Linked DNA regions of Homo sapiens: all the other regions are linked to region 1. The links are chromatin loops, found by intact Hi-C in ENCODE. Cell type or tissue: B cell. All regions are shown on one strand.

What was found. Hi-C counts contacts between places; a loop is a spot of excess contacts. Peaks named below come from ENCODE experiments on the same cell type or tissue, not always from the same donor. Only the 100,000 strongest peaks of a DNase experiment are listed, where the experiment ranks them.
Region 2: it touches region 1 in a loop (12-fold over the local background); 13 of 110 quality-filtered maps call a loop at or near these places.
Region 3: it touches region 1 in a loop (3-fold over the local background); 3 of 110 quality-filtered maps call a loop at or near these places.

Annotation. Positions count from the first base shown.
Region 1 is chr6:148,575,261-148,580,260 of GRCh38, forward strand. No RefSeq gene overlaps it. Among named protein-coding and RNA genes, the nearest start is that of UST, 170 kb to the right of the region's middle. In B cell, CTCF peaks have their summits at 3,071 and 3,273; a DNase peak (open chromatin) is centred at 3,111.
Region 2 is chr6:148,698,938-148,703,937 of GRCh38, forward strand. No RefSeq gene overlaps it. Among named protein-coding and RNA genes, the nearest start is that of UST, 46 kb to the right of the region's middle. In B cell, no CTCF peak of the experiment used is centred here; a DNase peak (open chromatin) is centred at 2,054; H3K4me3 peaks cover 1,106 bases; H3K27ac peaks cover 688 bases.
Region 3 is chr6:148,864,258-148,869,257 of GRCh38, forward strand. The region is part of intron 1 of UST (uronyl 2-sulfotransferase); the gene reads left to right. Among named protein-coding and RNA genes, the nearest start is that of UST-AS1, 98 kb to the right of the region's middle. RefSeq lists an enhancer at 1-99 and silencers at 2,873-2,922, 4,676-4,970. In B cell, no CTCF peak of the experiment used is centred here; DNase peaks (open chromatin) are centred at 2,184 and 2,794; H3K4me3 peaks cover 1,014 bases; H3K27ac peaks cover 1,084 bases.

The DNA of each region.
Region 1 (5,000 bases):
ACTGACACTATCATTAGGTCAGTTGCCTCATGTCACTGCCAACCCCAAGGAAAGAGTTCCACAACATCGCAGGGCAGGGGGTGACAGTGTCCCTCATTCATTTGTTCTCTGGTGAGTTTCCAAGGCATTGTTGTTTCTATGTGACCACGGAAGTGGTTTTCAAGATCATATTGCCGAATTTCACTGAAAGGATCCTCATGGAATAGACAAGTCAACACTCATCATGCAAGCCCAATGAACAACCAACCAGAAAGTGACACCATGGACAAGTGGTCCCAGAGTGATTTGTCAACTCTATAATGATATGGTAGAAAAAAAACCGTTTATATTTTATAAGAAGTTGGTCCAAAGAATTCAAAATTATCAAGAAAAGACTCAAAATAGGCACTCAGATCCATTTTCTGAAACAAAGAACCTTAACCTAGGTGTATAGGGTGCCTTGAGAAATTGGCAATTGGCTGTGTAAAGCTTCCTGGAAAAGCAAGACATTTTCAAATTGAGTATCTAGAATATGAAAATAGACCTTTATAATCGGTATAATGAACGAGATGACATTTATTTCTAGATTTCTAAATAGTATACTTACAGAACTATTTTTGTTAACTGGAACATTATCTATTGATTTTCTGTTATGCTAGATGGAAATTTAGTACTTCTCTATTCCCTACCCTTCTTCCTTTCTTTCCAATCCCATGGTAGTTATATCCCACTTTTAGCCAAAGCAATAAAGGTACAGGTAATTGACGTTAGTAGGTTCCTGTAAATAACATTGATTGCAAAACCTAAGTAATACACTATTATCATGTTTTCATTCTTGCAAAATGTTTTGTTTTCCTGAAATTATCATGGTTTTCCTTTCTATATACTGAGACTTAATTTTTTTTCTGCTTTGGATTATTTAGCTATCAATGGATTTTTGTAAATGCTGAAGAATATCAGATGGTCTATCATTTTATTATTGTTTATATTTCTCTAAAGACCCCCCTGTAGTGCCCATTCTCCACATACAGTCTAAACCATTTGCTTTCTGGGCTGCTATATAGTGTTATGCTGTATTATCCTAGGCTGATTGCAGAACTAGATGGAAAAGTGGGTTGGAGCAAGACAGTTAAGAGGTTGGTTTGCCACAAAGAGTTTGGATTCCTTTAAGTCACTGGAGAACCATAAGAAGTGATAAGATGAAAGTAGTGTTTGACAGTGTCATTGTACCAGAGTAACTGTGGGTCAAGGAGGCTGTGTCTATCCTGAATTTCATGGTTTCAGGCTGCTTTTACCTACACACTGTTCTTCCTTAGAACTGCCATACATACATTTAAGCTATACAAGCAATAATATAGAGTAACTAAGCAAAGGCTGATCCTGAATCTAACTCTTAGGCACTTACAGTGGGAGGAAAACAATCTCTGATAAAAAGTAATGGATAAGGAATCTTCAATGTCACAGAAATTCAAAGTTCACATCAATGTAAATGTCTAAATTTCTTCATACACGTAACACTTTTCAACACTCCATGTCAGGACAGGCATTATTTAAAATGTCAACTTTGGACCAGGTACAGTGGCGCACACCTGTAATCCCAGCACTTTGGAGGGCTGAGGCGGGTGCATAATTTGAGCTTCATTTTGAAAACAGCCTGGAAAACATAGTGAGACCTCATCTCTACAAAAAAATTAATAAATTAGCCAAGCATGGTGGCGTGTGCCTGTAGTCCCAGCTACTCGGCAGGCTGAGGTGGGAGGATTACTTAAGCCCAGCAAGTGGAGGCTGCAGTGAGCTGTGATCGCACCACTGTACTCCAGCCTGGGCAACAGAGTGAGACCCTGGGCAACAGGGTGAGATTCAGAAAAATAAAAGTAAAATGTAAAGTATAAAGTCTGAAATAAAGCTGATCAGGACCATTCAAAAGACTACTGAGACAACTTGAATTTTACAGGCAAGAGATAGCTGGAGAAAATTTGTTCTGATGGCCACATCACAGCAGGCAGAACCAGAAGAGCCACCCATGCCACTCTTTGGCCCCCTCAATCTACTTTTGTCCTCTTCTATGTTTTTTTCCATGTATATTACTAAAGCTATATTATTGTAAATGCCATAATGTCTTATATACTTTATAATTTTCCAATGCTTTCACAAAAATCCTATTAAGCCTTTTGACAGCATATTTGGTAGACAGATAGGGTCAGCTATGTAATTCCCGTTTTTGCAGGAAAGGAAGCTGGGACTAAAAGAGGCTTAATGGCTCGCTAAGAATTCCATCTGGTTGGCAGCTTCAACAGCTTGGAGGAGTGGAGTCTTTAACCATAGACAGTTTTATATTTGTCCCCCAAAACTCCTTGTCTTTCTTTCCCATTTCACCCCCAGTTCTTTTGTTCCCTCTCTTCTTGAACACATCTATACAATGATCTATATTGTTATAGAAGAAATCTGTTGTTTTTGATATTTATGAAGTTTGTTTTCTGTTGTTATTCATTTTAAACAAACAATATTTTAATAATTATGAAGATTGATACATATAATCATTTAATATTTTAATTAATTTAAACAGAAATTAAGATAGATCATAATTTATATTTTAAACATATGTAATATTTAATAATTTTAATCAAATGATTTTAAATAATTAATAATTTAAAATAATAATTTTTAAAGTAAAGTTATTTTTTTCCTTAATAAGCTCATTCTTTTTATGTGTATATGGTTCTTAACTTTCTTCCCCCAACTCTGCCCTGAGATTCATGTGGTTATTGGTGAGGGGAATTCCCACTCCTGAAGCAAAGTCTAAATGTGTGCCCTTGGACCTCTTGCTCACACGTTCAGCTTTGTGATTCAGAAAACCTGGTACTCATCATTCTGAATGTATACAAGAATTTAGAAATTCAGGCTGGGCATGGGTTACCTACTTCCCCAAAAGATTCTTTGAATCTACAAAAGCATTTCCCACTGAATTTGTATACATATCAAGCTAATTGTATTTTTAATTCAATTCAATTCAGTTGTCATCAATGCAACTTAAGAAAATCACATTTTCTGGGTTCTGGTTTATTCCAGCAGCCTGTGCGGAGCTATGAAGCCTGACCACACAGTGGTGCTGACGCCCTTCAAGTGACACGGGGCAGCTCCACAGCGCTGCTCCTGGGGACAGTGTGAAGGAGGCAGCGGCCCTCCAAGCAGCAAGGAGTTCTGTGGAAATGAGGCAGCGACTTTGTTTGAGCTCTGCCTGCCTTAGGGAAGAATGAGGACGTCACCTCATGATGAAGACAGTCCCAGCAGTAATCCATCACCATGTCACCTTCATCTGTTTTGGTTAATGTTTGTTGAGATCCAGGGCATCAGCCCTCCCAACTCACAAGTAAAGAATATCTGTACATGCATAGAAAAGCGTCCTGAGTGGTGGCTGCCGGACTCCGATTTGACACAGACAATTCTCTGTAGGTGACTGTGCCATGTGGACCTAATCCTGAGTCATAGATTGTCTACCTGGGGTCAATTTGGCCCATGCACATGTTTTGTTTCACTTGTAGTGTTAACGTTTTGTAAACATTAAGTATCAACATTTTAGAATGAAGAGTCCGGTGTTTCCATTTCTATTGAAAAATAGGTAAATCTGGCAAGAGCCACCCCAAATTTTTGCAGGGCAGCTGTGAGGCTGGACTGGACATGTGCTCTTCAGTTTCTGTGGACCCCACTGGCCAGCCTGGCATATTCAGGTCCTGCTTTGACACCACAGGATTAGAGTAAGTGGCTCTTGTCCCAACGTCTTCCCTTAGGGACCTAGTCCCCTTCTCAGCCCAGGCTGTGTGCTTTGGTCTGCCTTGGAGCACCTGTATGTGTGCTTTTTGGGGGAGGAGTTCAACCACTTCTCTATGATTTGCTTATCCTTTTAGTAAAAATAAATTGTATTTGGTATATTTGAGGTTTACAACATGATGTTATGAGACATGTATAGATAGTATAGTGGTTACTTTCCACTGATATACATATGCCACATTTTCTTTATCCATTTATCCTCCAGTGGACACTTAAGTTGTTTCCATCTCTTAATTATGATGAATAATGCTGCAATTAACATGGGAGTGTAGATATCTTTACAAGGCGGTGATTTCATCTCTTTTTTGGTATATCCCCAGAAGAGGAACTGCTGGATCATGTCATAGTTTTATTTTTAATGTTTTTAGGAACTTCCATGCTGTTTTTTTTATAATGTTCCAATCTTCATTCCCACCAGCAATGTACGACGGTTTTCTTTTCTCCACACTCCCATCAACATTTGTTGTCTCTCATCTATTTGATAACAGCCACCCTAACAGGTGTGAGGCATTATCTCATAGTGGTTTTAATTTGCATTTCCCTGATTGTGATGTTGAGCACTTTTTCATATACATGTTGGCCATTTTTATGTCTTCTTTGGAGAAAATTCTGTTCAAGTCCTTTGCCCATTTTTAATTGGATTATTTGTTTTTCTCCTATTGAGTTGTAAGAGTTCCTTATACATTTTGGGCATTAACCCCTTATTAGATATGTGGTTGGCAAATATTTTTTCCCAGTCTGTAGGTTGCCTTTTCATTTTGCTGGTTTTTTCCTTTGTTGTGCAGGAGCCTTTTAGTTTGATGTAGTCCCATTTATTTATTTATTTTTGCTTTAGTAGCCTGAGCTTTTGGTGTAATATTTAACAAATCATGGGAGGCCGAGGCGGGCGGATCACGAGGTCAGGAGATCAAGACCATCCTGGCTAACACGGTGAAACCCCATCTCTACTAAAAAAGTACAAAAAATTAGCTGGGCGTGGTGGCGGGCGCCTGTAGTCCCAGCTACTCGGGAGGCTGAAGCAGAAGAATGGCGTGAACCCGGGAGGTGGAGCTTGCAGTGAGCCAAGATCCCACCACTGCACTCCAGCCTGGGCAACAGTGCAAGACTCCATCTCAAAAAAAAAAAAAAAAAATCATTTCCAAAACCAATGTCTAGGAGCTTGTCTCCTACATTTTTTTCTAAAAAGTTTATGG
Region 2 (5,000 bases), 120 kb after region 1:
CCCCGGTTGCCACCCGCGCCTCTCCCTCCACACCTCACGGCAAGCTGAGGGAACTGGCTCTGGCCTTGGCCAGCCCAGAAAGGGGCTCCCACAGCGCAGCGGCAGGCTGAAGGGCTCCTCAAGTGCAGCCAGAGCGGGCGCCAAGGCCGAGGAGGCACCGAGAGCAAGCGAGGGCTATGAGGGCTGCCAGCATGCTGTCACCTCTCAACACTGCTGCAGTTTCCTCCCAGGCCCACCTCTATTTAGGGTCAGGCTGGCTGGAGAGGATTCACCTCTCAGCCTTGCTTCAGAGCCTCCTTGGCTTCCTCTGGAGCACTTCCTGGAAGATCTACTGCAGACCCTGCTAGGGCATGGGAGAATATCTGGACTTCTTGGGCACCACGCATGGGCTCAGGGTGAAAGGGGTGGGTTGGAGAGGTATTTCTTAAGCAGTTAAATCCATGATCTACTGCTCTTCTTTTTTTGACCCTTCAGTTACTTTGTTCACTTCTCTAAAGGATTTACATATTTTGAGTTGTTTTTTTTTTTTTCAAAGACAGGGTCTTGCTCTTTTTTTTCAAAGGCAAGGCCTATCTCCAGGCTAGAGTGCGGGTGGTGCGATCATAGCTCACTGCAGCCTCGAACTCCTGGGCTCATGGGCTCAAGTGATCCTCCTGCTTCAGCCTCCTGAGCAGCTGGGATTATAGGCATGTGCCATTGCATCTGGCTAATTTTTTTTAAAGTTTTTTGTAGAAATGAGGGGTCTCACTTTGTTGTCTAGACTGGTCTCAAACTTCTGGCTTCCAAGGATCCTCCCCTGGCTTCCAAGGATCCTCCCCTATGTTAACTCTCTTCATCTTCACAGCAACCTTATAGAGTACATGCTATTAACACCCTGAGGTTATGGATGAAGAAACAGGTGCAGCGAATGGGTGATTTGCCTAAGGTTGGGCAACAAATCAGAAACAGGTAGGATTTGAGCCCAGGAATCCTGGTATCAGAGTCTGTACTCAGAAATGCTAGGCAGAGAGAAAATTCTTGAACTTTGAGAGTAGGCTGTTAAAATGTGATTATTCAACAAGAAATTTCTCTTCTAAATAAATTATTTAGATGTTAAAAATTCTTCTGACATGAGCAAATACTCTTGACAATAGTTCAGAGAATCTAGGTCAGACCTTTTACTCTGCTAACCTAGTTCTTCACTAAAAAGCAACATCTACTACCGTTATTACCAATAATTAAAATAATAATGGCAATGACTTCATGGACCTGCTGCTTATAAACTTCACTGATATGATAGTATAGTAAATATAATTTGTTCAGAATTAGGAGGCTGACCTCTAGTGTCATGATTTTAATTAGCTGGATGTTAATAAATATTGGGATAGTTTTTAGTGCTGTAAGTTTTTTTTTTTTAATAAAAAGTCTTCTCCTTGAATACTTGTGATTTTTTTCATTCTTTTTTCTTTTCTTCCCTTAAGAAAGCAAATATTTATTTCACATACAGAGAAATTAGTCACTCTGTTTTCATTGTTCCTTTATTTTTACATCTCTAATTTAATCTTGTATTAATTCCCAAAAGCAATTGTGCAATTTTGGGTTTTTCTGAAATACGTCTCATTCATTCCCTAAAGCTTTGGAAATGCTCCATGGTGCTCCTTTCCCCAAGCCTTTTTGCATTTTAAAAAATTCCCTTTCTGTTTTAGAGCCAAACTTTGCCCTTGTCCCAAACTTCTATATTTTAAAAATACTCTTGTCTTATTTTCTAATGATTGGGTGAATTTCATTTCTACCACTTTTCTATTTTTTTTTCCCTGGATTGTTTTGGTGATTCAATTTCTGGGCTCCAAATATATAGTTGCCAGATTTTTACTGCTATTGGCCATAAAATCCTGCCCAGTCACTGGGCTGTAAAAAAGCAGATGCAAAATTGCTCCTACTGTCGGCTGCCAGCTGTGTAGTCCCGCAGCCAGAGGCAGAGAGGCCGTATTCCCCCCACTTTCCTTAGATTCAGGAGCCTGTTCAATACGCATTGCCTATGTCACGACCTGCATAGCTGCCTGTCAGTAACCGCCTAGGGCTCTTATTTGTGTAAATAAGTTAGTTTCATTTTCATTTTGTTTGAACTTCCACATTGCCACTACATAGAGAATGTTTTCTTTATCTTTTCCTACTGAGTTGTAAATAATTGTTACCCTAATCTTGCAGATACAATGATGCTGCCTTGATTCTGGTGTGTTAGGTTCAGTTCACAGGAGCTACTCTCCTTTTCAAAGCAAGCAGCATCAGCACACTGATTCTTGGCTGGAATTCGGAGACCCGGAGACCTGGGCAGGAGACAGAAGCAGCATTGTATGAAAGGATGAAAGAGAGACAAGAGGCAGCATCCTGGGTGTGAAACGAAAATAATATCATCTGTCTTGTCCAAATGAACTGGCAATGCAAGGGGGCCAACCATAGAAAGAATCTATGTGGTAAGCAATGGAGTAGAAACCAGATCAGATGAACGGCCAAAATGCATGTTTATTTTCTCATTGGATTCTCATGGTCTCACCTCCATGGAGAGACAGAACTAGAATTTGACCCATGCAGTGTGACCAGAGGGCCTGGACGCCAAGTCTCTGCTTGACTGCCCTGGTTTACGGTCTTTGAGAGGTTATTTTCTGCCCAAGAGCATCCATTAGTACATGGGAATCCAGACTTGGAACATGCTCTGTCTGGCTCCAGAGTCCTCTAGGTTTTCAAATATTCTACTGAGATTGAGGCAAAGGCTCAGGAAGCATCCCCTGAGCTGGAAAGGGCTGCTGTAATTGGTTTTCATAGGACACCTGTATAGTGGGCTGTTGACCCAGCTTGTACACAGTCTCAGTGAGGGTGATTTTTTTAAGGCTTATTTGTGTTTTTGCTTATATCATGGCCCTTTAGAATACTCATTTGATTGCCTTGTAGTGGTTGTTATTTTTCATTTATTTTGAGTGGGTATGTTATTTTCCTTTCTGGCTGCTTCTTTTCCTGCCATTTTGGGGTTTGACCCAATCTACTACAAAATATAGATGTTCCTAGTATTTTTTTTCATGTATTTAAGCCTCTTCTAGTGTGTTCATGTGTTTAATGTCAAAGCTTCTGTCTTACCCCAAAGTTTATATGGTTATATGATTATATCTCTCCCTTTACCCTTTCTTTGGAATCGATTTTTAAAAAATTAATAGACTTCATTTCTTTTAGCAATTTTAGGCTTACAGAAAAACTGGGCAGAAAATACAGAGCTCCTATATTCACCTTCCCCACTCCCACACACCGTTTGTGGAAAAGACTATCTTTTTTCCACTAAATTGACTTTTCTCATTCATCAAATATCAGTTGACCTTATTTGTTTGGATCTATTTCTAGGCTCTGTACTCTGCTCCACTTATCTGTCTATTCTTTCACCAATACCATGCTGTCTTGATTATTGTAGCTTTATAGTACTTCCTGGAGTTGGATAGTGTAAGGCCTCTGATTGTATTCTTTTCTTTCTTACTTAATGAAACCCAATACTGGGTTGGCTATTCTGGGTCTTTTGCCTTTCCATACAAACTTTAGAACTAGTTTGTCAAAATTAAAAAAAATTTTTAAACCTTTACTGGTATTTGGATTGTAATTTCATTTAATCTATAGATCCAGTTGGGAAGAAGGGATATTTGACAATATTAAATCTTATCCATGTCCATGGTGTATCTCTCCATTTATTCATATATTCTTTGGTTTCTTTCATCAGAGGTTTATAGCTTTTATCATATAAATCTTATACATATTTTGTTAGATTTATACCCATTTTTTGGTGTGAATGTAAATGGCATTATTTCTTAATTTCAAATTCCAGTTGTTCATTGTTGATATGTAAGAAAGCAATTAACTTTTAAATATTAATCTTGTATCTGCCAACGTTTACATAATAGCTTACTAATTCCAGAAGGGGATTTTTGTTGTTGCTGATTCTTTCGGATTTTCTACACAGACAATCATACCATCTATATACGAAGACAGCTTTATTTCTTTCTTCCCAATCTGTATGCTTTTAATTTCTTTTTCTTGTCTTATTGCACTAGTTAGGACTTCCAGCATGATCTAAAATAAGACTGGTGAGAGCAGATATCCTTGCCTTCCTAAATTAAAAGGAAAGCATCTAGTTTCTCTTCATTAAGTATGAAGTTAGCTGTAGATTTTTTGTACATGTCCTTTATCAGTTTGAGAAAGTTTCCCTCTATTCCTAGTTTGCTTGGAGTTTTTACCGTAAGTGGATGGTGGATTTTGTTAAATTCTTTTTCTGCATCTATTGATATGATCATATAATTTTTCTTCTTTAGCCTGTTGTTGTGATTGAATACATTATGATTTTCAAACATTGAACTAGTCCTGCATATCTGGAGTAAATCCCATTTGGTCATGGTGTATTGTTTGTTTTATACATTGTTGGATTCAATTTACTAATATTTTGTTGACGATTTTTGCATCCATTTTCCTGAGAGATACTAGTCTATTGTTTTCCTTTCCTGTAATGCCTTCATCTGGTTTTGGCATTAAGGTTAGGCTGGTTTCATCGAATGAATTAAAACATATTTTCCTCTGTTTCTCTTTTCTCCTTGTTTGTTTTTACTTCTAGCTTTTTTTTTCCCATGCATCCAAAAATGGTCAATAATTCTAAACTCATGTCTATTAAACATGGCTTGCCTTACCCTGTATGTTGCATCGTATTTTATGCAAGGAAACAGGGACAACTGTTAGCTTTTAATCATTTTGTGTCCTGATGCTTTAACACCGTGGCTTCTTTTTCTAAAACTCCCATCTAAGCCAGAAATGTCTTATTATCAGCAATAGCATAAAGAAAAATTTTCTGAAAGTCATCTTTGTCTTGGATATCATCTCAAAATCAATTGTCAATAATTCTATCTTTTTGGCATCATTGTAAATCAAGCAAAGTAGCTTTCAGAAAATTTCCCTTATAGGAATAATGCTTAACTGAAGAGATGTATACTCAGAGA
Region 3 (5,000 bases), 290 kb after region 1:
GTGCTAGCAGCGAGTGAGGCTCCATGGGCGTGGGACCCTCCGAGCCAGGCGTGGGATGTAATCTCCTGGTGTGCCATTTGCTAAGACCATTGGAAAATCGCAGTATTAGGGTGGGAGTGACCTGATTTTCCAGGTGCCATGCGTCACAGCTTCCCTTGGCTAGGAAAGGGAATTCCCTGACCCCTTGCACTTCCCGGGTGAGGCGATGCCCCGCCCTGCTTCGGCTCATGCTCCATGGGCTGCATCCACTGTCCGACAAGCCCCAGTGAGATGAATCTGGTACCTCAGTTGGAAATGCAGAAATCACCCGTCTCTGTATTGCTCACTCTGGGAGCTGTAGACTGGAACCGTTCCTATTCATCCATCTTGGAACTTCCAACACTTTGCATCTTTCAATCCAATCAAGTTGACGCTCAATATTAACCCTCACCGGAATGTTATGTGTTGAGGCAATAATTAATAGTTATCCTTGGTTGTTTCAGAAAATGTCATGATTAATAGTTATAGTAAAGGGAGGAATTGTAACTTGACAAAATAGTTTGGTCTAGTGTCCAGTTTACAGGGCATTGAGATGGTTTTCTGGTTTCCCTTGTTTTGCCCTCAGTACACAATGCTCAGTATTCAGAAAGGCTGATGTCTATTTTCTCCACAAGTGCTAATAAAAATTTTTAAAATGTGGTGTGCATTATTTATATAGTTGTTTTATTCATAAAAGATTTAAAATCTAGGTAAGCTAACTCAAAATGCGACTTTGTACTCTGCGATTTTTAGGCCTAGAAGTGGTCATGACTGTGAACATTATGTTGGCTTGGAACCTTTAAAAGTTCATTTGGTCTGTACTGCAGGTGGCATTTGGATGAAAGCACAGGTGGTACATACAGTACTTCGATGACTCCATCTGTTTGGTGTGGCATGTTTAAGAATGACTTCTGTTAAAGGGATTTGACTCGAAATGCAAGCCCTCTTTCCTGGCGTGTTGGTCATTTTTGTGACATTAGTGGTGGAAAAGAAGCTCAAAATGGTCTCTGGAGTGGAGTAACAGCAGGGCTTACTTTTGAAATTGTCTTTCAAATGCCCTTTTGGGCATGGGGTCACCGTGTTTAAAGCTTTTGAAAGACTCCCCACAGAAATGAATCAAGTGTTGCATTTTCAGTGTGGTGTCCAATTTTGTGATCAGAGGTACTGTAGAGGAAAGTCGGGTGTTTTCTTAAATTCCTTTTTCTTTTTGGAAAAGTCATTTACTTATTACGTTTAATATAAAGAATGTTTTAAAAAGAGAGAGAGAGAGAGAGAAAACACCTGGTTGTTAGACAAGCTGGCTCCATGCCAAAGTGAAATGAAACATACAGCAATCAAATGTCATTAGCATCCAGGTCCGGCATTGACCCATTCTTTCCTTGCTGAAATTGTGTGTGTGTGTGTGTGTGTGTGTGTGTGTGTGTGTGTGTGTGTGTGTGAATTCAGAGAAGAGGCAAATTAATGTGGCTTAGAGTGTTGAAAAATGGACTTAAGAAAGAAAATGGGGATAGGAATGGCTAAAATTTGGATAGGTGGAAAGATGGGATAAAAACACTCCAGGTGAGGAAACAAACTTTTGTTAACTTGACTTTGAATATTTTGGGGACTATGCATGGAATGTATGTCTGAGGCTTTTAAATTGAGAAAGCATGCTTCGTTAGACAATTATCTCTTACATGTATGCACAGCCTTATGTGACATTATTTATATAACTTTAGAATATATGTGTGTGTATGTATATGTATATGTGTGTGTATGTATATATATATACAAATACATATACATATTGGGGAAAGAAAGAATTAATTAGACTTTAAATTCTTCCCTGCTTTTTTCCATGACAATATTGATTATTTTATAATCAATATTTAGTGATAACTAAATATATTTAGTGATAACTAAATAAATTTAGTGATAACTAAAAAATGAAATAACATAGTTTAGAAAACCTACGATGAGCTCCCAAACCTTATTTCTCTCGTTTATTTATTTGAAAGACATTTTTCAAAATCTGCCCCTTTATTAAATTGCTGATGTTATACAGACAGAAAAAACCAGTAGTCGGGGGTAGATCTGCAAAATAAGGACGTCAACTATGGGCTGTGGAAACCGGCTCTTCCAAATCTGTGCTGCCCCTACCATTGGCTAGTTGTCCCTTCCTGGGGAAATTTTTTGACCCCTTGAGGGTTGTTTCCTCGTCTACAAGATGCGAAAACAACATCCACCTGAAGATTGAATGAGAGCACTACCTAGTGAGTTGCCTAATGAACAACTCATGATAGACATAATAAATGCCAGTTGCATTCTATTTTCCTGTACCTCAGAAAAATATCAAGGCTTCCCTACCTAAACATTCATTTTCCACTGCTTCATATCTCTATTAGCTAGTATAACTTCATTCTCTCTTTCCAGCTTTCATCAGCACAATTTCATTATAATATTAATTTCTCATTTATAACCCCGTGTTATTGTTTTTATTCTCCTTACAAGTTGTTTTTGCTTCAATGCCTCTTTGTACTATCATGAAATATATTTCCTCCATTGCTGAGTGATCTCTTCAATTATTCTCTGTTACATGTACCTTCCTTTGATTTATCTTTTTACGACCTCCACAAGGCATTTTTTTTTTCTTTAGGTTTGTAATGGCTTTGCTTGATTCTGAAACGGTCATGGCCTCGAGGGCAACCAGAGTCTTGTTCTTACTGCCTGCTCTATGGCTTCTCTAGTAAAACCTCAGCTGTGAAAGCAAGTATCTTTCACTTCTCCTATGCTCAACTAACTTCAGTCTTTGTGTCCTGAGATCAGACAATCTCACATCCACGTAACCCCAGGTCCTACCACTGCACTGGGCATAAACCAACACATTTGCCTGCTAGTCACAGTAGAGAAAAATCTGTGAAACCTTTGTCATTTGGCAGGCACAAAGTCATTCTTGAGAGAAAAACCCAGTTTGCATTAATCAAACAGCTTTCCCTTCCCATTTCTACCTTTCTTTGAGGCATTGTTGAATACACACACACACACACACACACACACACACACACACACACACATATATATGTACGTATGTATGTATTTTTGAAAGCCATTTTATTTGTAAAATTCTGTGCTATAGCACCGACTCTTTATAAAGAGTCATACCCATGTTAAAATGTCTTCTTGATATCATTAATATCCTTCTTCTTGATATTTATTATTCATACTTTGATATGGTTTGGCTGTGTCCCCATCCAAATCTCATCTTGAGATTGGGTGGGATGGAGCTGGTGAGAGATAATTGAATCCTGGGGGCAGTTTCCCCCATACTGTTCTCGTGGTAGTGAATAAGTCTCGTGAGATCTGATGGTTTGATAAGGGGAAACCCCTTTCGCTTGGCTCTCATGCTCTCATCTGCCACCATGTAAGATGTGCCTTTCACCTTCCGCCCTGATTGTGAGGCCTCCCCAGCCACGTGGAACTGTGAGTCTATTAAACCTCTTTTTCTTTATAAATTATCCAGTCTCAGGTATGTCTTTATCAGCACCATGAGAACAGACTAATACACACTTGTTTGTAGGATTGAAATCTACATGATAAATAAGGTGATTTTTAAAAGATGAGCAGTTTGCTGTGCTTGTTGCTGTAAGGGATCTTCAGGGAGTCCCTGAATCTGAGAATTGGAAGTAAGGTTGGAAGATCATCCTGTGCCTCCCTCCATCCAACACAGTAATCTTCTTAATGTCTCAGTCAGAGGCTGTTCATCACTGATGAGCCTGCCACTGATGAGCAGTCCTGGCATCATCACTTCCTCTGCAAAGGACACTGTGATCTGAGGCCCCACTCCATGTCAGGCCACTCCTTAGACAAAAGCTCTGTCTTCTGATGAGCTTCTGCTCCCTTTTGCACCATGATAATGACTTTATTTTTAGTAAGGATAGACTCACTCAATTGATGTTTTCTGCTGTTGGGGAAAAATTGTTTTATTAAGAAGCATTTTCCAACAAGTAAGTTGATGTTAAGTAGGCTTGGATATATTTGGAATTCACGAATGTGTTTTCTCCATTAGTTCCCTGAAAACCAGAAAACTTGACGTTTGTTTTAATGCAAAGATGAACTCTGGTTTTGTCCAACAGAGCTAGTGCTGGCCTTTGCTTTCAAGCCCTGTAATCTGCATCAACCCTCAAATTCAGTGATTCAAAAGTGAGTGACTCACTTCGTCTTTGAAAAGACCGTGAATATTTCTAGATTTATGAGCAATTCAAAACAGCCAGGCTTTTAGAAGGGATTTCCCAACTCATTTTGTTGAAAGGTAGGACTAAGACTTCTCTAGAAAAGAAACCGATCTACTAAGTACTAAAGAGTATTTATGAGCCACGGTAGACTTTATTTTTCAGAATCATACTACAAGTGTAGGAATACCCAAACCCTGCCAGGGTTTTGAAAATTACATTAATTTATGCCCAGGTATAACCCCCCCATCATAAATCCTGAAAAATGTGCAGGAAGACTGTGACAGGCCATTCTAAGAGCGTAACAAGGGCTACATCTTTCAGCACCAGACTGATGTTTATGTATGTGACTACTTGGAAGATGTTTTACTTAATGTACCATGTTCTTAAATTGGCTCTATTTTAAATATAATCGTAAGAGTTACACTTTATGTTTGTATGCCAGGTAGTTTATAAATGATGATTTTAACCACTCCCCGTTTCACACCACCCCAGCCTTATGAGGTAAGTTTTATTCTTCCTGCTTTACCTCTAGGGAAACTAAAACTCAGAAACTGCAAGACCTTGCCAAGGTTACGTCCAATAAGTAGATCACTACCTTGGGCTGTTGGCTGCCATACTCACATTCTTCCCCTGCATTCTTTCCCTTGTGCCTTCAGCCTATCTTTGGAAAGGAATTTCTGATGTTAAGGCACCTATTTGTTTGGCTTTGGTGTAGTTTTGTTTTTTGGTGTTGTGTTTATCTGTGCATAGAGTAACATATGGAGGTCTGGG